Linked DNA regions of Homo sapiens: regions 1 and 3 are each linked to region 2. Evidence: chromatin loops called from intact Hi-C (ENCODE). Cell type or tissue: OCI-LY7. All regions are shown on one strand. Links, peaks and the distances in the headings refer to the core of each region. The heading gives the core; the rest is flanking DNA. Region 1 has its middle 12 kb from the start of TRQ-CTG1-1. Region 2 has its middle 60 kb from the start of DEK. Region 3 overlaps RNF144B (ring finger protein 144B).

Region 1 (7,292 bases), core at 1,572-6,571, 500 kb after region 2:
AATTGTGCCAGTGATTTTTGTCATTGAATTCCATGCTTAGGAAAGCAAGGTCTACTTGTTTTTGACCTTGCCTAAAATTCACCACTCATCCTCCCTCTTGTTATAAAGAGAAACAGACAGTCAAATCCTGATCCCAGATTAAATGACTTAAAGCCAAAACACTCAGAAAACAGAGTATAAAGTCACTCTTGCCGCCAGTTTTCTTTGTGCCCCTTACAATTCCTTTCCCTGAACACAGTGGTTACTTGCCCTACCTCCTTTGGCCCCAGATCAATGTACTGGTGCTCTATTATCTGCTGACAAATTTTGCTGGTTACATGTGTCTTGCATCCGAGGCTCTCTTGCTCCTGAATTACCAATGTAGACTAGTCCACTTGTCTGCCAGATTACCATTGCTGCCTTTTGGAACCTCTGTCTTTTTGATTGTTCATTCTCTTCTCAACATTTTCACTACAACGTTTTCCTATTGTCTGTTACTGAACCTTCAAATGTCTTGCTCCATTGCTTGACTGGACCTATGTCCATCATTGGCAACTAAATCAGGTGCCCTAGCGCCTTCTGTAGGACAGTGGGGATAACTAATTCCAGATCCTGACTCCACTGTTTTCAGTTTAACGCAGTTAAGCCTGTCTGCCTGCATTTTCCAGATTACTATTTTTCAAACTCATCATGTTGAATGAAAGAAGCCCCACACCAAATAGTATATATTGTATTATCCCATTTACATAAAGTTCAATATCAAGCAAAACTAATTTCTGTGGATAGAAATTAAAATTATAGTTACATTGGGAGGGAAGTAAAGATTGACAAGGAAGTTTGTGCTGATTGGCTTATTAAAGATCAATAATAATGTGTCATATATTTGTTTCAAAACATGTATCTCCAAATATTGTTTGAAGCAGTGGTTAGGATTGAGGAAATGCAATTTCCTCAATGGGCTAGTTATTGCCCAATGAGCTAGTTACATAAATGTAAAGAAAGTTCTGGGACAAGAAGGGCAGCTGACTTTAAAAGGTTCAAAAAATTTCACCCAGTAAAGTTGAAAATCAGTATTCTGGGTGAAAAAGTGAACCAAAATAAGGGATCAATTCTGCATTGGAGATCTCTTTACTTATGTTGTTATGAAAACTTTACTGAGCCTGAAAAGCTTAGATTTAATACTAACAGACTTCTGGATTCTTTTTATAAATTGAGGCATGCAGTACATTCAGTAAAATATACAAATCTTGAGTGCACAGCTTTACAAATGGTTACATGTAGATGTACCTGTGTAACTTTCACCTACATCAAGATGCTACACATTTCCATGTCCCCAGAGTTTCCTGGTGCCCTTTCCCTATCAGTGATTCTCTTCTCTCTAACTATTTCGACTTCTATCCCTCTCGGTTAGTATTACGTGTTCTTGAAGTTCCCATAAATTGACTCAGACAGCATTATTCTTTTCTATGGTGGGTTTTGTTTTCAGATTTATTCCCCAACCAGAGATTTTCCCATGCATGTCATCACTGGGTCTGGGCTTCCCTGGCTCAAGTTCTTCAGAGATCTTACTTCTTCTCCTGCAATGTAGGGTAGAGATTTTTGCCTTCTATATTGAATGCAGATGGGACCCAATTTCCTTTCACAGGCTTTCATACAATCCTCTGTTTTAACCCTTCCACCTACCATGGCTACAGATGTCTCCAATTTCTCAGTTTCTCTGGAACTCTGTTGGTTGAATCGGTCTGCTTCTTATCACTAATAGGTAATCTATTTCTGTTCAACCATTATTTCCCTGAAAATTTGCCCACAATTTTACTTTACATTAAATATGATAGAGAAGAAGGATTTCTGGACAAAGAATTAGACAATGTGGGTATTAGCTGTGGTTCTTCTGTTGACTAGCAAAGTGACCTTGGGCAAATCATGTAGCTACTCTGGTTTGAAATTTGTAGTCCTCTGGTTTGTAACCTTATATTACAGGATAGTGCTAACAGTGAAAGAAACTTGTGACTTATGCAAGGTAACATTGCTACTAAATGGCAAAGAACCCAAGTCTATCTGACTCTATGTACTATGGTAGTGGAATTCAGGATGTTATGGATTTTCTATTGTTGCTGTAATATTGGCTGCTCAGTAAATGAAATATGCTATTTTGAAAAGAACATAGTTGGGATGAGGAAGTTAGACTAGCATATATATTCAAGGATTTTTCTATCACATTAGTCCATAATTTATGAAATTTATGTAACTTTCTTTCTTTCAATGAAAGCTTCTATTTGGTCAGTTCATATGTCCTTAAATTTCATACTTCCAATTACAACTCTTATTGTTTCCTCCACTGAAGCCAAGTCAGTTTACCTGTAATCTCTCACAGACATGTCTATTCTTAAATTCCTGAAGTACTTCTAAAGGTTTATTTAATTTTTTATTTTAATTTTTGTGGGCACATAAGTATATGTGTTTATGGGTTACATGAGATATTTTGATATAGATATTTTGATATTTGATATTTTGATATTCTTATTGTCCTTCCCTTCATACAGTGCATAATAATCACATCAGGGTAAATGGAGTATCTATCACCTCAAGCATTTATCTTTTCTTTGTGTTACTAACAATCCAATTATACTCTTAGTTATTTTAAAATGTACAATAAATTATTATTGACTATAGTCACCCTGTTGTTCTGTCAAATACTAGATCTTATTCAGTCTAACAGTATTTTTGTACCTGGTTAACACAGGTACCCTTGACCCTTCCCAGCTCCTGGTAACCTGCCCTGTGCCACCCCAGGCAGCTGCTCCTTGCATCCTGGGCCCTCTGGCTCCAGCCTCAGCTCAAAGGGCACCAGATACAGCTGGGGCCACTATTCCAAAGGGCACAAGTGGTAAGCCTTGGTGGCTTCCATGTGATGTTAAGCCTGTGGGCATGCAGAGTGCAAAAGTGAAAAAGGCTTGGCAGACACCTGCCTCCTCCTTCACCTTCTTCCTTGATTGTTACCTCCCTGAGGCTTCACCAGAAGCCAAGCTGATGTCAACACCATGCTTCCTGTAAAGCCTGTGGAACTATGAGCCAATTGAACCTCTTTTCTTTATAAATTCCCTAGTCTCAGGTATTTCTTTATAGCAATGCAAGAATGGCCTAATACAGGCCACTCCTAAAAGCAGCCTTTTTTGGGAATATGCAGGGCTTGAAAAATTCAGGTTAGCTGTTTCTTATACAATTTTTTAAAAATGTTCTTGACAATGGTCATTTAAGTTTCAGTGTTCAGGAACTTACTACTTCACAAGTAGCCCAATGCAGTTGTGGGAAGTGCTACCAACCTTATAATTTGTCCACCAGTAACTTTCTAATCTATTATTTATAATGCAAGATGAGAATAAAGTATTTTTAGTGGCCAGAATCAGAGAAGGAAAGACACCATCTTAGTTTAAGAAAATATTCTCTAAAGCAATTTAAGTGTGGAAGGTGAATATGTTCTGCATTTTAAAAAATCTGTAAGAACTGGAAGTTCAGTGAGAAATAACAGGAAAGAGAAGAGGGAGAGGAAGAGTTTATGGGTGGGAGGTTCTTATCCAAGGATTTGGACTAGCACAGGACAATGGTTACTGGGCTGTGCAAGAACCAGTGTTCAACAGCGCCACCGTGTGGCAGCCTTAGAATCACTTGTGGAACAACAGATTAGTTGCAGTTCTCTTTCTTCCCGTGGTACTTGGAAGCAAGAATTAAACCTTTGGGATAGATTGTGTGAACCCAGGTTTGTGAAATGCCATTAAGGGGAGAGAAAGCTAGGAAAGAGTGGACTTTGAGCAGAAGATACTAGACTTCCATTTTTTAGAAAGTAAAAGCGGTTTTACCTTCTCAGTCGTTATGTTGGTGAAGTAAACCACTTTTCAGACATATTCAAGCAATACTTTTTCCATTTCCAAAGCACCTTTACTTAGAATACTCCATTATTCCTATGGTTTTTGTCAAGACATATTTAAGTTTGTCATTGCATGCTTAGATTATAAAAAGTTTGACAAACAACATGCAGATACTGATTCCCCTGTGCTGGACATACACTTCTATTCCCACTCACCACTTCCCAAGATGAAAGCCCATTCTTTTTATGTTTTTTTTTTGTGTCTCATTTATGTTTGAGAATTTTCATTTGTTTGTGTTTAGCATTAGTTCAGTCTCTGTTGTTTTTCTATGTCTTTAAACAAATAATTACACATTATTTTTCTTTTTTTTTTTTTAAACAGGGTCTGTTGGCATTGCCCAGGCTGGAGTGCAGTGGCATGATCTGGGATCATTGCAACTTCTGCCTCCTGGGTTCAAATGATTCTCCAGCCTCAGCCTCCTGAGTACCTGGATCACAGGTGCATGCCACCATGCCCAGCTAAATTTTGTATTTTTTTGTAGAGATGAGGTTTCGCCATGTTGCCTAGACTGGTCTCATACTCTTGAGCTCAAAGTGATCTATCCACTTCGGCCTCCCAAAGTGCTGGGATTACAGACATGAGCCACTGTGCCCAGCCTACACTTATTTAATAATTATAGTAGTTCTATGAGTTGGCAGAATTTTTTTTAACATTTTCAGGTGTGTTTCCTCTGTCACAAAATGAGGGTATGTTGTGTGCTGTTTGATAGAAATGCAATATGAGCTACAAATGCACGCTACATAGGTAGTTTAAATTTTCCTAGTAGCTACAGCTTTACTAAAACAATTTAAAAAGCAGACAGGTGAAATGAATATTGTAATATATTTTCTTTAACCCAGTATATTCAAAATATTATTATTTCAACATGTGCACGAACTAATATAAATATTATTAATGAGACATTAGTTTTCATATTCTTTTACACTAAGTGTATTTTATACTTAAAATATATCTGAATTTGCATTAGCCACATTTCAGATACTCAGTAGCCATAAACAGCTTGTAGCTACTGTCTTGGCCAGTGCAGTTCTAAACAATCGATCTCTAAAGAAAATTAAGATTAATGTTGAACATTTTTTAATCTACTAAACCTCTACACAGCTAATACAGTGCTTTGTGAACTATTCTTATTGTCCTTCCCTTCATACTTTTAACACCTGCACTTAAAAGTGCCTTCCTGTGTTCTGGTTTCTTAAGAGCTCTTTCTTCTTTTTTCTTCTGGGATTATTTACAGTCACACAGTCAAAATTTCATATAGCAAAACCTCCTTTTGCATGCAAGTGACATTCTACTATATGGTCTCCTATCCATGGCACCATTTCTTTTTTTTTTCCGGTAAACTCCCTGAAATAGATAATCTAAAATGTAGGGTACGTGTCTGTCCATTTCATATTAATGAACCAATTCTTCCTTGTTCATCTGTATCTTACCTGTAACGTCCCTCTTGCTCCCTCCATTTTCTGAAAGATGTAATTGTCAGCAAGACAAGCACTTATCAGATGCTCTACTTATAGAAGAAGGAGACTCCAGTAGATACCCTGATAGTAGAAGTGCCCCATTTTTTTATCTTACTTCTGTGCCAGTTTCATAATTTCTATTACAAAAGTGTTATCTTGTAACCTTTATTTGTCTGGGTTAGATGAGAAATCTCTCACAATTATATTAGTTTTCTCCTGTATGCTCAAGGAATTGCTCAGTTGGTGAATTTGAACAGAAGTGTAGAGTCTTTGATATACAAAGTTTTCTTCCTCCTCTTCCTTCCAGATTTGTGACTGTTCAGACATAAGTCACACACCATCAAATATCAGCAGCACATCCCAAATTTCACCTGGAGGCCATAGGAATCTTACCATTTAAATCCCTAATTTTGTAAGATTAGGTCACTTAGGTCCAGAAAGCTGACTTCATGCTCATATACCTGACACTACTGAGACTCTCGACAGTTGTTTGTTAAAATTTAAATTCACTTTGTCAACCTTATAATTTTTATCAGTTGGTAGACACCTAAGACCAAAATCTTGCCTTTAATTTATATCTATATATCTATATCTATATATATAACATTTTGACTTGAAAGTGCCTTGGCATCACCTCTATTTTGCTAGTTCTTCCTTTGCACCATAGTAAACCCTTGATAATGGAAAATGAATGTCACATCTCTTCACTTCCATAATATTTAATTTTATATGAACTTTTTCTTCCCACCTAAACGTTCTTTTCAAAGTCTTGGTTATGTCAGAGTAAAAGTGGTCTTTACAGTGGCCCAGAAAGTACTATGCCATTCCCCATCCTCTGACCTTACCCACTGCCACTCCCCTCCTTACTCAATCAGCTTCAGCTACCCGGGCCTCCCTGCTGTTCTTCAACACACCAAGAACACTTCAGCTTCAGGACATTTGCACTTGGAGTTGCCTTTGCCTGCAATATTCTTCTCATAGATATCTAGATAGCCACTTGGCTTGCTTCATCACATTCTGTCTCTAATCCATCCTATGTAAACTAGAAAACACCCTCTCCTATCCCCTGCATTTCCTCTCAAATCCTGCTACATCAAGAGCTAAATCAAGTCCCTCAAAAACTGTTTTGTCGACTTCTGGCAGTTGCCACTATAACCACTGGAGATTAATTCCCATCCAAGAAGCTGAGCCTCCGACAGAGTCCATGTTGGTGCCTCACTGTCCTCATCTCCCCACCACTCAACTCATTCTTCAGAACTTGTTCTTCCTAGATGCACTTCCATCTCCCCCACAGAGCATTTTAAATTTTCCCACTTCGTCATCATTGCAGAGTTTTGACTGACGGGTGATGACAAATTTCTTCAAAGACGTTGATTTTTATGCAGGGTCTATGCTTTATATTTTAAAAGTAAAAAGCCCATTAAGAAAGCTTTCTAGGAATGAATGGAGATCTGCCTAAGTAGTTATTCAAATGTAGATGGGATAAAAATGGGAATATATACAGGTATGATCTTTTATTTTACTTCACTTTCTAAAGGAGAGTCTTTTTTCCTTTTCTCTTTCTTTTTTTCTTTCTCTCTCTCTCTCTTTCTTTCTTTCTTTCTTTCTTTCTTTTTCAGCTTTCTGGACCTTTCTTATGCTGAGCACATGGGGATAGAATTGCAAAAAGACAAAGGGACTCAGTTGACCTCTCTAAGAAGAGGTGAGGAAGAGGGAGTAGCAGGTAGATAGCCAGTAACAGATGGCTGAGGAATGAGGAGTTTGGGGTATTTAGACTGATATAAAACAGCTGCAGGACAGAGTGGAGTTTTAGGATAAAGGAGATAAGATGATGTTCAGAATTCAAAGTGTGTGTGATATTAAGTCTCACTCTGCCTCCCATGAAGAAACTTGTGGTGTATCAGAAATCCTCTTAGCCTAGACGGGCTGG
Region 2 (7,292 bases), core at 730-5,729:
TGCAAGTTTGGTTTTTAATAGTTGTAATTACCGAAAAACTGAAGTTTGTTTTTTGATGCTCCTTGAATTCTTTGATTAAAATTTCTAACTGATATTGAACAAAATGCACCCTAAATCTAGAGGACTAATTATGAAAAAGTTCAATATCATTGGTCAGACACAGGCTGATTTACTAAATAGTTCCAATGGATGATGGGTAGCAGAGAGGAAATAAAGTTCAGTACTGCCATGCTGAGGTGTTTTGTTTTTTTTGTTTTGCAATCAACATCAACTTATCAACTTTATTAAAAAATTTTGTAGTTTAATAAGTTGGCATCTTCAAAATTTGTAAATTTTTACAAATATGGTTTCATTGCAGTTGATACAATAATGCAACTTCTTTGGAGAAATTATGACTTCATTTACACTGTAACCAACTCCAGCTGTAGTTCTGCATCTTTAAAATTAGATGCCTTAATTTTTTTTTTTTTTTTTGAGATGAAGTCTCGCTCTCGCCCAGGCTGGAGTGCAGTGGCACGATCTCGGGCTCACTGCAAGCTCCGCCTCCCGAGTTCACGCCATTCTCCTGCCTCAGCATCCCGAGTAGCTGGGACTACAGGCGCCTGCCAACACGCCCAACTAATTTTTTGTATTTTTAGTAGAGACGGGGTTTCACCGTGTTAGCCAGGATGGTCTCGATCTCCTGACCTCATGATCCACCCGTCTTGGCTCCCAAAGTGCTGGGATTACAGGCGTGAGCCACCGTGCCTGGCCTAGATGCCTTAATTTAAGAAGATTTTTTTTCCCCCCAAGACAGAGTCTTGCTCTGTTGCCCAGGCTGGAGTGCAATGGCATGATCTCGGCTCACTGCAACTTCTGCCTCCTGGGTTCAAGCAATTCTCCTGCCTCAGCCTCCCGAATAGCCGGGATTACAGGCATGCACCACCACACCCAGCTAATTTTTTTTCAGTACTTTTAATAGAGACGGGGTTTCGCCATGTTTGCCAGGCTGGTCTCGAACTCCTGACCTCATGATCCGCCTGCCTTGGCCTCCCAAAGTGCTGGGATTACAGGCGTGAGCCATTGTGCCTGGACAAGATATTGTTTTTACCATGACATCATGTTCCACCAAAATGTTTATATAGATTATCACTGCAAAAACAAATACTTTTACCTTAAATATTGAAAATTTAAATTTATAGTGAGTCATAATTATGTCAGATATGTTTCATCTTAAACAGACTACAATTCCAAAAGCTTTACATTGATTCCATGAATTAGATAAAAAAATTAAACCATTATTGGAATTAATTTAATTGATCTTTCTAGGTGAAGCCTTAGTAACACTGATATAAAATTAGCAACAGTGAAATTTTTATAAAATTCTTCTATCAATCTTAACACATTATAGCTTTTGCTTCACTTTTCGTGCATGAACACAAAAACATGAAATAAAAATTGGCAAAGTCAGTGTAGGAGAATAATTACTGGATCTAAATGTCATGTGAGCACCTTACACAGCTGTGTGTAATAACTTGTAAACTTTAAGTACAGGGTTCCCAAAATAGCTACTAATTTTATTTTTCTTTTAAAAATAGAAACAATCTTGCTTTGTTGCCCAGGCTGGAGTGCTATGGTACAATCATAGCTCACTGCAGCCTCAAACTCCTGGGCTCAAGAGATCCTCCCATGTCAGCCTCCCAGGTAGCTAGGATTACAGGTGTGTATCACTACACCTGGCTAGCATTTTTTTTTTTTTTTTTTTGCTGTAGAGATAAGGTCTTGCTATGTTGCCCAGGCTGGTCCTGAACTCCTGGCCTCAAGTGATCCTCCCACCTCAGACTCTTAAAATGCTGGGATTGCAGGTGTGACCCACTGCACCAGGCCACTGCTAATTTTTTATGTAGATTATAACACTTCAGGCCCACACCTGTAATCCTAGCACTTTGGGAGGCCAAGGCAGGTGGGTCACTTGAGGTCAGGAGTTCAAGACCAGCCTGGCCAATATGGTGAAACCCCATCTCTACTAAAAATACAAAAATTAGCTGGGCATGGTGGTGTGCGCCTGTAATCCCAACTACTTGGGAGGCTGAGGCAGGAGAATCAGTTGTACCTGGGAGGCGGAGGTTGCAGTGAACCGAGCTGAGATCACGCCACTGCACTCCATCCTGAGCGACAGAGCAAGACTCTGTCTCAAACAACAACAAAAACCCAAGAAAAGAAAAACAAAAAACTTCTTCAGATTTGTGTTTTAGGGTTTTCATTTGCTTCTGGATATCACTTTGTCCTCCATGGGTGTGGGGAGTGGCAAATGATGACATTTTATGCAATTTCACATTCATCAACTTACTTGAGGATAGAAAATTCCTCACTTAATATTTTACGAAGTGTAAACTTTCACTTTTATTTATTTACTTATAAAATAGAGATAGGGTTCTGCTATGTTGCCCAGGCTGGTCTCAAACCCCTTGGGTCAAACAATCTTCCTGCCTTGGCCTCCCAAGTGCTGGCATCACAGGTGTGAGTGATTGCACCTGGCCTAAACTTTCCCTTTTGAGCTTACTGTTGTTGAAAGATTTCTTGCAAAATAAAAAAGCACCACCAAACAATAACATAATACTTTTAGATGCACCTCATAGAAGAAATAACCAAATCATTTTGGTCAGATTGGTTTCTCTGTGTCCTAAGGCAGTACTTGCAGCCTCGTTTCCCTGTACATATTCCTCACACCCCTAACCTATGATTTCTCACATATCTCAGGGACCCCACCAGCTGTGCCTTGGTGGTTCTGTGCATTTTATAGACCTGAGCATGGGCCATGGCAGACCTAGTCGGTGAATCCCAAGGGTTCAGAGCAGCAGCTGTTGGAGAGCTCTCTTGCCACCATAAGTGCTATCCTTGGACAGAGTTGAACTTGGAGGCTCTTGTCTGAGGGTCTTTTTTTTTTTTTTTTTGGTAAGCAAGTGCCTTGCTGTTTTTGAAAGGGAAACGTGTTAGTTCCATTGCATGTGGAAAGGATTGGGGAAAATAGAAATGGGTCCACACTAGCCGCCTTACAGATTTAACCGCATGTGACATCTTGGCTTGTGTGTCATACAGTACTAGACAAGACCATGGTGGAAGCTGAAAACATAAAGGGCTACTAAACCAATCCTAGCTTATTTTAGTGCAAATATTAATGGTGACTCTCCATTAAAGTGAAACAATCCAGGAAAATGTTAAACCAGACAAAATAGCAGGATAATACGCCTAAACCAGGGCTGTCCAGGGCAGAAAAAGACCCTAGTTATAAGGATGGCACATTATCTCGGGAGTTTTTGCATAGGAACACTAGAGGGCGCTTTAGACTATAGTTAAGAATCCTGCTTTGATTTACAGAAGGAAACTTACTGTATCAGATTGATGTTATAAATTTCAGCAGTGGTTGGTTTATACATTGGTATTCCTAGAACATGGAAAAATGCAATACAAATGTTTTCGTGTTCCCCCTTCCCATGCTGGAGTGGTTACGATAATACTGTTTGTGTTTTACTTCAGATTAAAATCTTCAGAAGTGCCCTTTAGTTGTCAAAAGTGTCAAACACTGGGGATAAAAAGGTCACACACTGTTAGTGAGCAATGAAAATTTAGTATGATAAACTGATTCAGAAAACAACTTGCTTTGAATGTTCTTGATGTGCTAGGTATGTTTTCCTAAACCTTTTATGCAGGACACATTTAATTTTTTATTACAATTCTGTGAGATAGGCACGACTGTTATTTACTTTGTAGATGAGGAAGCCGAGGCACTCGGTGTTGAAAAGACTGCCCAGGGTCACATGTCTTGTGCATAGATAATGTGCTGTTAACCGTTGTACTGTGCAACTGTGCAACACAGTTGCATGGATAATAATTAGTGAATAATACCTCTATGAATGAATGAATAAATATTATGTTACATAGATACTAAGCATATGGGAAAGGAGTAGGGAAAATTGCACTTCATATTTTTTTCCTAGTGGCTGGTCCAATTATTTAATGAATCCCATTCCAGCTCTCAAGAGTCCAGTGGAGTCCACTCAGGGTTGGAAATGGATTTGTCTATGTTACATTATGGCTTACCTGAAAATAGTGAATGGGAGTTCACGGTCACTCAGTCATCCAACTCTTGAGAATCTGGCCTGGGGATGGAATAGAGGAGCATGAGGAACCAAGAGTGGGAGGAATGGGGTCCACTTTTGGAGAAAACAAGAAAAATGCAAGGAGGAAAAATTGCTTCAGCTCCCTGGCAGACTCGTTCTCTAAGACCGACTCAGGAGACGGTGGAGGCTCTCTCTGTGTCCCTCCAGGGGCTGCTCCAGGAACCAGGCTCCTTTGGGGTGACAAATACGTCCACCCCTAGTAGAACCAGAGAATATGAATAGATGCTGAAGTCCTAGGACTAAAACTGGTTTCAGTGAGGAATGGGGGAGGTCCTACTACAGGTTGGGGAGGAATGGATGAGATTGTCCCCCTATTTAAACATTTCTTTTGTTGTATTTTTTTATTATAGTAAAATATACATAATATAAAATTGACCATTTCACCAGTTTCACGTGTGCAATTCAGTGGCAATAAGTAATTCACAATGTGAATGACTTTTTTTTTTTTTTTTAAGACAAGATCTCACTCTGTTTCCTAGGCTGGAGTGCAGTGGCACTATCTTGGCTCACTGCAGCCTCCTCCTAGGCTCAAGTGATCCTGTCACTGCAGCCTCCTGAGTAGCTAGGATCATAGGTGTGTGCCACCATCCCTGGCTAATTTTTGTATTTTTTGTAGAGACAGAGTCCCACTATGTTGCCCAGGCTGGTCTTGAACTCCTGGGCTCAAACAGCTCTCCTGCCTCAGCCTCCCAGAGGTGCTGGGATTACAGGCACGAGCCTCCATGCCCAGCCTGTGAATTACTTTTTCATAATCACAAATAGCAACTCTCCATTTCCTCCTCTCCCCAACCTCTGGAAATCACCGTTCTACTTTCTGTCTCTAATGAATTTGACTACCCTAGGTACCTTGTTAAGTGGAATCATACAGTATTTGTCCTTTTGTGACTGGCTTATTTCATGTAGCCTAATGTCCTCCAGGTTCATCCATGTTGAAGCATGTGTCAGAACTTAATTTTTTGGTTAATGTTAGAAGACTGGAGAGGAGATGGAAGGACATGTTCGGGCTTGCACTCCTTGGGTGGCAGTGGGAGAAAGACAGTAGGTGTGGGATGCCTTTCTCCTGCCCTTCAGGAAATATCATGCTTCCTTCTAAGGCCATCAAGTGGTGTGATTGATCAGGCAACAGAAAACCAGCCTCCCATTCCCAAAACCTATCCCCCATTCCTTCTCCATACTGCCTAAAATACACAGACTTGGAGACTGGTTTGATTTAACAATGAGAGTGCATGGGGAATTGAGGTGGGGAGAAGATGCTGTCAATTATTTACTTTATTAAGTATTACTGTAATGTGAATTAGAATATCAGATCATTTTCCACCTCTGTCTACCCCAGTTGAACTAATGAAGCAGGAGTTATAGAGTTGGAGTGGAGAGTAGAGAAGGGATGCCATTTTGGGCACGTATATGACAGGCTCATACCACACAATGTGAGCCTCAGGAATCCGGGGAGAATGGGAGAGAGAAGTTTTTTTTTTTTTTTTTTTTTTGAGACGGAGTCTCACTCTTTCACCCAGGCCTGACTGCAGTGGCGCTATCTCGGCTCACTGCAAGCTCCGCCTCCTGGGTTCACGCCATTCTCCTGCCTCAGTCTCCCGAGTAGCTGGGACTACAGGCACCCACCACCGCACCTGGCTAATTTTTTGTATTCTTAGTAGAGACGGGGTTTCACCGTGTTAGCCAGGATGGTCTCGATCTCCTGACCTCATGATCCGCCCGCCTTGGCCTCCCAAAGTGCTGGGATTACAGGCGTGAGCCACCGCGCCAGGCCAAAGCGGGTGTTTTAAGAGCCCCCAGCTCTGGTTCTAGTACCAGACCAGCTAACAATGCTGCCCCGATGCGAAGTGAAGGGGAGCTGGGCATGGGTGTTCACTGTGTGCCTTTCACAGGATACGTCTACTTGGAGGGTGGCCTAAAGCCTAGTTCTCCAACCTGTAACCAGGAGGGCTCTCTCACAGGAACCTTGTTTATACTGGCAGATACCCACGTGGCTCTTGTCTGATCGGGTCCAGTTTATGCCTGTCTGACTGTCACTCTGCTGCTGGGAGCCTGACTTTGTGCTCTCCTTGGTGCCTTGGAGAAAATCAGGCCTGGGGCAGCCCCTAGTTCTTCAGATGGAAGGTGCAAATTCAGTACAGCACCCTCATAGGAAACAAGTCCAAAGATTTTCACTTAAACAGTTCCTGGGCAGGGAGAGCACCATGAGTCTTTGGTCACTAGGTCATGTGAGGCAGGAATGAGGGATCAGGTGGAGAGAGAGAGAGAGAGAGAGAGAGAGAGAGAGAGAGAGGGAGGGAGGGAGGGAGGGAGGGAGGGAGGGAGGGAAGAGAGAGAGAGAGAGAGAGAGAGAGAGAGGAGAGAGAGAGAGAGCGCGAGCAGCTAGCAGTATATTTTGCATAATACAGTGTGGGCCATTTTCAATTTGAGGGTAAATGCATGAATGGTCCCTTTAAAGGAAGCAATGGGAGAGTGGGGAGCCCAGGGGGCTAGCGGTAGAAATGCCTCTAAGTTCTTATCTCTGGCCACCAGCTCCAACCATTTGGGTGTGATGTAGAAAAGAAAAAAAGGAAGAAGGACAGAGGAGCCAGCTCTGCTCTTGCTGGTCTTAAGCAGGACCAGATGGGACACGCCCCCTTACGCACCCAGCTGCTGTTCTCGAAGGCACTTAAGGGCTCTAGCTCACCTGGAGTTTTGAAGGGGATGCGGAAGAGCTTGATGTTGCAGCCTTCCTCTCTCCTTGGCAGAGTCTCTGGTGATAGAGACATGGAAGAAGTTTCCAAGGCTGGCCCTGGGTCAAGCAATGCAAAACAGAATTTATTTGTGGAGAAAGTTTATGTTCCATTCAGCTGTAAGTTACAATGGCCATGACTCTGAGAGGCTGTCTCATAGGTTTATATAATTTGACACTCATAGAAGGAGAGGCCTCCTTTTACCTGAATGTTGTTCATTCCTAGCTTTTTATCCTTGGATTGGTTGGTGAAAAAGCAGCCAGCCTTGACTGAATTATGTGTGGAGTTGGGAGAGAGGAAGGAGGTTTCTAGGTCTGTGTTGGTGACCTAATTCTGTATTATGTTTTCAGCTTTGCTGACCTAATTCTGCATTATGTTTTCATTGAGTGAGCTTTTTATTTTTATA
Region 3 (6,977 bases), core at 74-5,073, 69 kb after region 2:
TGGAGATACTTCTGATCACATGGCTTGGAGTATTTATTAAGAGCATACTTTGAAAGCCATGTCCCATTGTTTTCTAAATCTTTTGAAGTCACGAGTTTGAGTCCCAGCCCTTCATCAACTTGTTCTTTGTTTTTCTTGGGAAGATAAAACAAGACAACTCGTTTCTGTCTGTTGAACTTGTGGCTGAAACCATAAACCCACACATTCTCCTGCATATGATTATATGAAATCCTCTGTTGAAAACCTCCTCAACTAGTTGACTCTTAATAAGTAGGAGCTGGGTTTAATCACCTTTACATCCCTAGCACCTAATGTGTAGAATTTGTTCTTTGTGTGTTGACTTTGTTTCCTTCATGATAAATTCCTGTTATAGGAAATTAATTGGCAAAGACATACAAAAATCTACACCTGCACTTTGCTCAGGTGGGGTGAAGATTCCTCTTCCAAACTGGTTTCCAATTTGTTTCTAATTAAAATTTCTATATGAAACTTTTAACTTTAACAGGAGGGGGTAATATTGGCACATGCTTTTATTCATTTGAAAAAAAATTTTTGATTTAGATATTCGTGCTTTAGCGGCTCTGGTTTTCTGGTAATGTCCTGACCCAAGAAATCAGCCTGGCTCTTGCTCTATAAGGCTCTTTGAAATACCACTTCTCCTTGATTGGTCAATTACATCATTGTCTGACCTGCCTTTAAGTGGCGTTCCTTCCTGCTTCTGAGCTTTGTTGTTATGCCAGGCATAGGGAAGAAAATTATTTAGCAGGGCTGTGTGAATAATTGTGGGAGGCAGGGAACCACTGATTAAAACAGGAGTGGGCAAGGCACAGTGGTGATATTGAAGAGGTAGCTACCATGATGAATGCAAAATTGCCATGCCAAAAATATCATTGAGCTGTTATTCTCATATTCACTCCCACCTTCTTTGATAAGTTTATATTGTTTGGAAAACTGGGAATGGATTTCTACCTCTTGGGCCTTACCCTGTAGGGTAATGAGAACATGGAAAGAAGGCAAGAAGAAATGTGCTTTTAAGAAAAAGCCAGTTGCGGTGGCTCATGCCTGTAATCCCAGCACTTTGGGAGGCTGAGGTGGGCTGATCACGAGGTCAGGAGATCGAGACCATCCTGGCAAACACGGTGAAACCACATCTCTACTAAAAATACAAAAAAATTAGCCAAGCGTGGTGGTGGGCGCCTGTAGTCCCAGCTACTCGGGAGGCTGAGGCAGGAGGATGGCGTGAACCCAGGAGGCGGAGCTTGCAGTGAGCCGAGATCGGGCCACTGCACTCCAGCCTGGGGGACAGAGCCAGACTCCATCTCAAAAAAAAAGGAGCAGCAGTTTGCAAATGTTAAAACTAGATGTGCCAAGGGCCAGGCGCGGTGACTTACGCCTGTAATCCCAGCACTTTGGGAGGCCGACGCGGGAGGATCACGGAGGTCAGGAGATCGAGACCATCCTGGCTAACATGGTGAAACCCCATCTCTACTAAAAAAAAAAAAAAAAAAAAAAAAAAATTAGGTGTGGTGGCAGGTGCCTGTAGTCCCAGCTACTTGGGAGGCTGAGGCAGGAGAATGGCGTGAACCCAGGAGGCAGAGCTTGCAGCAAGCTGAGATAGCACCACTGCACTGCAGCCTGGGCGACAGAGCGAGACTCCGTCTCAAAAAAAAAACGATGTGCCAGATGTTCTGTCCTCTGTAGGATTTGGAGTTAGCTTATCACAACGTCATGTACATTGTTGGCCATGCTTGGACATCAGCACCAATATATATTTTGTAAGAAAAAATATTAGATCTCACTAAATTAGTTGTAACAGACTTTATTCATAACCTAATTTCAAGCAGCAAAGAGATTGTTTGGAAAACAGTTCTTGCTAATACTTTAAGATGCTTCTCCTTCCTGATGAAGTGCCTACTTTTTTTTTTTAACCCACAAAAAGGTTAATAGGGCTATATTTGCATATCAGTTCCATTTTTAGAAGGTTAATAGTCTCCAAGTTACAAAGTTGTGATCTCATTGCCATCCTAGAAACTGTTGAAATGACGATGTTAAAACTAAGAAATTATAGACTAAATAAAGTGCTTTTTGAGCACTTTAAGCCATGAAACAGTGGCGAGAAAACAGAAGTCCTCTTCTCTACCACAGGAGGCACAGTGATACAATACTGCCACCTCACAGAGCCTGAATAGGTGAATATTTACTTTCTTACATCTAAGACCTAAATATTTCCTGGGTTTGTTTATGCTAGAGGATATTTTCTAATCTATTTCATTTTTTCAAATAATGACAACTTATGTGTAATATCATGTATGTACTCATTGAGTTTGAGCATTATTCTTTTAAAAAGGGCAGATCATGAGGTCAGGAGATCAAGACCATCCTGGCTAACATGGTGAAACCCCGTCTCTACTAAAAAATACAAAAAATTAGCTGGGCGTGATGGCGGGCACCTGTAGTCCCAGCTACTAGGGAGCCTGAGGCAGGAGAATGGTGTGAACCCAGGAGGCAGAGCTTGCAGCGAGCCGAGATCGCGCCACTGCACTCCAGCCTGGAGACAGAGTGAGACTCCATCTCAAAAAAAAAAAAAAAAAGTAATTAATAGATATACAGTTTATTTAAGTAATTGCAGTTCCCTGACTACGAGAGGGGCAGCCTATGTTTCCATTTGTTCATGTCCTCTTAGGTTAGGGCATGCATTAGAACTGTTTTTCTGATTGAAAGAATGTACGCTGGTTCATCTTGTCCTTGAATGACCAGAGAGCTGGTTGGAGATGCAAGCGGAGAGTAGAGCTACAACACTGGCCACAAAGGAGGTCTACCATAAGCCCTTGCTTCCTTCATTGCTGTTGCTACTGCTACCAGCCAGCAGGTCACCCTGCCATTGTATTTGGATTGTATTTAGGGTAGAACTTCAGCTAATGGCTGATAATGCTCAGCACTTTACTAGACTCAATTAGTACCATTGGGTTCACTAATAGTTTCTGTTAGGAAAAGGAACCAGTAGCTAACCAAACTACTCTATTGGGCAGAAGTACCAAGATCAACATAATGCTGATTTTCAGATTGCATTGAGTGGAAACTGGTTGCCTGGTGTGTTCTTAGCTGATATGGGGATAGCTTTCCTAACAAGGCAAGGATGGGACCTTTAGATTGCTGCTCTTTTTTTCTGCTTTATTAGAATATTAGCTTCCCGAGAATATGTCTCCATTTTACAAGGCAACACTTCAGCCTTTCTTCATCACCACCCACCCTTCTCAAAAACTTTCCCCTTTGCTACCTCCCTCCCATATTTATGCATTCATATCTGTTATTCTAGCTACTTCACAGTGATGACTCGATGTCTCACAAAGGCATATAAACACATTGAGAGTATACATATGTCTCCTCTTCTGTTTGTCCCCTGTACTTGAGTAACTCTTAGAATTTCATAGCATAGCTTGGAATTAAGACCTCAGTGCAGATCAACTGGATTTTTATTTACATTAATATCCTGTGGCATCAGTAATATCTAGCTGATTCATTTTAGTAGCTTTCTATTTCTCTTAGTCTCCTTAGTTGTGCTTTAGCAGTTTCTCCAAATTTTAAAGTTTCTGCATAATAAAGTAAAAATTCCAAAATAATTAGGGATAAGTGTCCTAATAATAATTAGGGTAAGTATCCTAATAAAACATTATCCCTTCCAATTACACTATCTTTTTGTGTAAGGGAATAACTGTGTTGATTTTGGATAATCAAACAGACATAAACTACATTGGTTAAAAATACTTTGAATAGCTGGGTGTGGTGGCTTACACCTGTAATCCCAGCACTTTGGGAGGCCGAGGTGGGCGGATCATGAGGTCAGGAGTTCAAGACCAGCCTGGTCAATATGGTGAAACCTCGTCTCTACTAAAAATACAAAAATTAGCCCGGCGTGGTGGTGGGCACCTGAAATCCCATCTACTTGGAACGCTGAGGCAGGAGAATTGGTTGAACCCGGGAGGTGGAGGTTGCAGTGAGCTGAGATCATGCCACTGCACTCTAGCGTGGATGACAGAGTGATACTCCGTCCCCTACCCCCCAACCAAGAAAAAAAAAAAAAAGCTTTGAATGTTGGCTCTCCCATCATTTGCATTTTTGGAGCAGATTGCTTTTTCAGGCCATCAGCAGAATATGAAAATTCCTTATACATTCTGTGCTGAAGTATTCCCTTCTTTGACAATTCTAATGACAAGACACGAGGGGAAAGGCGACTTTCCATTCTTTCCTATCAGATAGTACTTGCTTCTCATATAATGAACACTTTATAGTGCAAGAGACACATAGAGCAGGTAGAACTGCTGGTTCTCCTTTCCTGGTAATTTAGTGCAAACTCAGACGTTTCAGAATGGCTTTCCTTCCTTACATGGCCCAACCAATCTGTCTTGTTCTATGATTAGGTATATATAAGCAAGTGATACCTGCTACCAACCTTAGAATGCCTAAACTTGAAAGGCAGCTGTCAGATTTCAAGGTGCCCCTTGCATTCTCTGCCAAAATTCTTTTCACAAGGGGTTCTTGACACTCGGTGAGAGGCACAGTCACATCTATAATCACTGTAAAAGTAATTATAATTGTTAGCTTTTAAAATCAAGTGGTAGGGTGGATAATTCAAGTCACTTTCTTATTTTTGATAGAAATGTGAGGTATGAGGCAGTAGGAGTGAGTTAGCCTCTTTCTGGAATGAAGACTTTTCTTGAAACCTGGAGGGGAGTGGATGTGAATTGCTTGTGCCCCTGTGAAGTTGTGGCCCAATGGGAGGGACAGGAGGAGCTGGGAGTGTGTTATCAAATGCCCTGAGCTTCCTGAGGCTCTACTATTGGGGGTTTCATGCTGTGAAGACCGGTGAATAGTAATATGACACAAAGGAAGAAATGCAAGGAAACCTTGGAGCCATTCACAGGCATCTCAGGTGTGGGGAAATTCATTAGAGGCTTTCAGGATTCTCCTGTTTACTGATTGAAGAGCTCATTTTGCAATGAATCAATGGTGAAAGGATTTCTTGTTTGATATTCTTTTTTTTTTTTAAATGAAGTGCTCACTGCATTTCATTCATTTTTTTAACTATCCATTGTTGGTTTTGCCCAAAGTGAGAAACGAAAGGGTTGGTTTTTAGTCTGTGCATGGTGCAGGTTTAGGCTTCTGCAATGGTGCCTGGGGGGCTGCTGAGTGGGGAAGGTCAAGGGGACTGGCTCTGGACACCCACTATTGGGTGCTGGCACTTGTCTACCTGAATCTCTTTTATACAGTGGTGGTTTGACTAAGATTTTTGTTTTTGAAAGCTCATTGCTTGAAAAATGTCTGAGAGCCATTGCTTTAGGGAATTGGTGTTATTGTACACAGAAAAATAAATCACTTTTTGAAGAATCATTTTGGATTGTTCACATCTCAAGGAGATGAAATATGTAACTTTTTTCCTCTATGTCACTGAGTCATAAGTCCTGCCTTTTTGGAATGCTTGGAATTTTTTAAAAAACAAAATGCATCTCTGCTATGTAAAGGTTTTTCTATTATAAAAATTACATATGTTTTTTATAACTTTGACTTCATAGCCTATAGGCATGTAACTCCTTAGTTTTAAGGAGTAAAAACTTACGTACTGTTTATAGTAAGAGACAATTATGTTTCACATGGTCTTGATTACCACAATTTTTAGTTCTACCTTCAAAAGAAGACTATTTCTAAGAAATATCTAATTATAGGTATTCCATTATGGATAATAATTGAGGTATTATTAGAGGAATCCAATATGTCTTTCAAGAGTATCCAATTAATTTCTAAGAGGTATCCCAATTATGTCTTTGTTTTTCAAGAGTACATTAAAACTTTGGCCTGTTTAATATTTCCTTCTAAAAAAATAATATAGAGTAAGACTGAGAAATACTTGGATTTCTCGAAGAGTACCTAGATCTCTTGCTAGGTCAGAACAACAGGATTGGCTATTCACACCAGCTTTCTCCACATGGCTAAGTGTATTTGACATTTGGGGTGTGGGATGGTTCTGGCCTGTGTCATTACCCTTTTTCTCCTACTCAGGAAGCATTTACTACCTACGTTTCTTCTTGTTGTTTTACTTGGGATTTCTCTTGAAAGAAAGATAATTCAGAATAGATTGCATAAGCAGTGAAGCAGCGTTGAGAATGTACAGGTGAGAAGACAACAGATGGGAAGTTGGTGGGACTGTGTGCCATGAGCCCGGGAGTACTGGAGACGCAAGCTGATGACAGTTGTTTAAGCATGAACTGGGAGGAAGGAAAAGGTAAAGTCATTCATTTTTACCCGTATGTTTATCATAAAGAGAGATTTTTTACAAAAACTCAAAATCCTGAATTTGACGTGCAGGTCTATTTGAATTTAATTTGCTCTTGGATGACAGCTCCTCAGTAGTTAATGGAATAACGCTGTGTCTTGAACTTTATCCGGCATTTGCTGAGAAAAAAACCATGTCTTCCACATGGAAACTAACCATTAGTTAGCTTCCTATTTAATTATTTTGAATCAGGTTTTCTGGTACTGAGTACTGGGAGTAGGTGAAAAACCTTGAATGCTTCAGGTTGCTCGAGTTAGTAATCGTTGACTTTCTGGTATGACATTAAGAAAGTGGATGTGGACAGATTGACAAGCAAATATCTCATTTATTTTTTTCCTTTTCTATCTAATCGAATTTGATTTTCCCCTACTTGTTTTAGTACTTTTGTACTTACATATTGAGACTTAAGCTATTGTTGGGAGTAGGTAGCAAATGATTACATGTAATTTCTTTTGTCTGAAAATTAAGAGGAAAAGAGCTTGGTTCTTGTAGGGGGAGGTGTATTTGCAATTATTTCTATGGCAGAATTTATTAGAATTGGCCACTCTTTAAAAATAGTAAGAACTATAGGATTTTGCTTTTGTTTAACCAGAACATGAAATTTCCAGATGTGATATAAAATATGAATATGTGGAGAAATTATTTTCAC

The links. Hi-C counts contacts between places; a loop is a spot of excess contacts. Peaks named below come from ENCODE experiments on the same cell type or tissue, not always from the same donor. Only the 100,000 strongest peaks of a DNase experiment are listed, where the experiment ranks them.
Region 1: a loop joins it to region 2, with 5 times the contacts of the local background. A loop is called at or near these places in 2 of 110 quality-filtered maps.
Region 3: a loop joins it to region 2, with 5 times the contacts of the local background. A loop is called at or near these places in 24 of 110 quality-filtered maps.

Annotation. Positions count from the first base shown.
Region 1 is chr6:18,820,370-18,827,661 of GRCh38, forward strand. No RefSeq gene overlaps it. Among named protein-coding and RNA genes, the nearest start is that of TRQ-CTG1-1, 12 kb to the right of the region's middle. In OCI-LY7, for the core only: CTCF peaks have their summits at 3,608 (motif pointing left) and 3,811; a DNase peak (open chromatin) is centred at 3,622.
Region 2 is chr6:18,321,060-18,328,351 of GRCh38, forward strand. No RefSeq gene overlaps it. Among named protein-coding and RNA genes, the nearest start is that of DEK, 60 kb to the left of the region's middle. In OCI-LY7, for the core only: CTCF peaks have their summits at 3,311 (motif pointing right) and 3,510; DNase peaks (open chromatin) are centred at 2,526, 2,775, 3,312 and 3,782; H3K4me3 peaks cover 1,334 bases; H3K27ac peaks cover 2,957 bases.
Region 3 is chr6:18,390,546-18,397,522 of GRCh38, forward strand. The region is part of intron 1 of RNF144B (ring finger protein 144B); the gene reads left to right. Among named protein-coding and RNA genes, the nearest start is that of RNF144B, 6.7 kb to the left of the region's middle. In OCI-LY7, for the core only: a CTCF peak has its summit at 2,153; DNase peaks (open chromatin) are centred at 146, 636, 1,686 and 2,126; H3K4me3 peaks cover 4,061 bases; H3K27ac peaks cover 3,593 bases.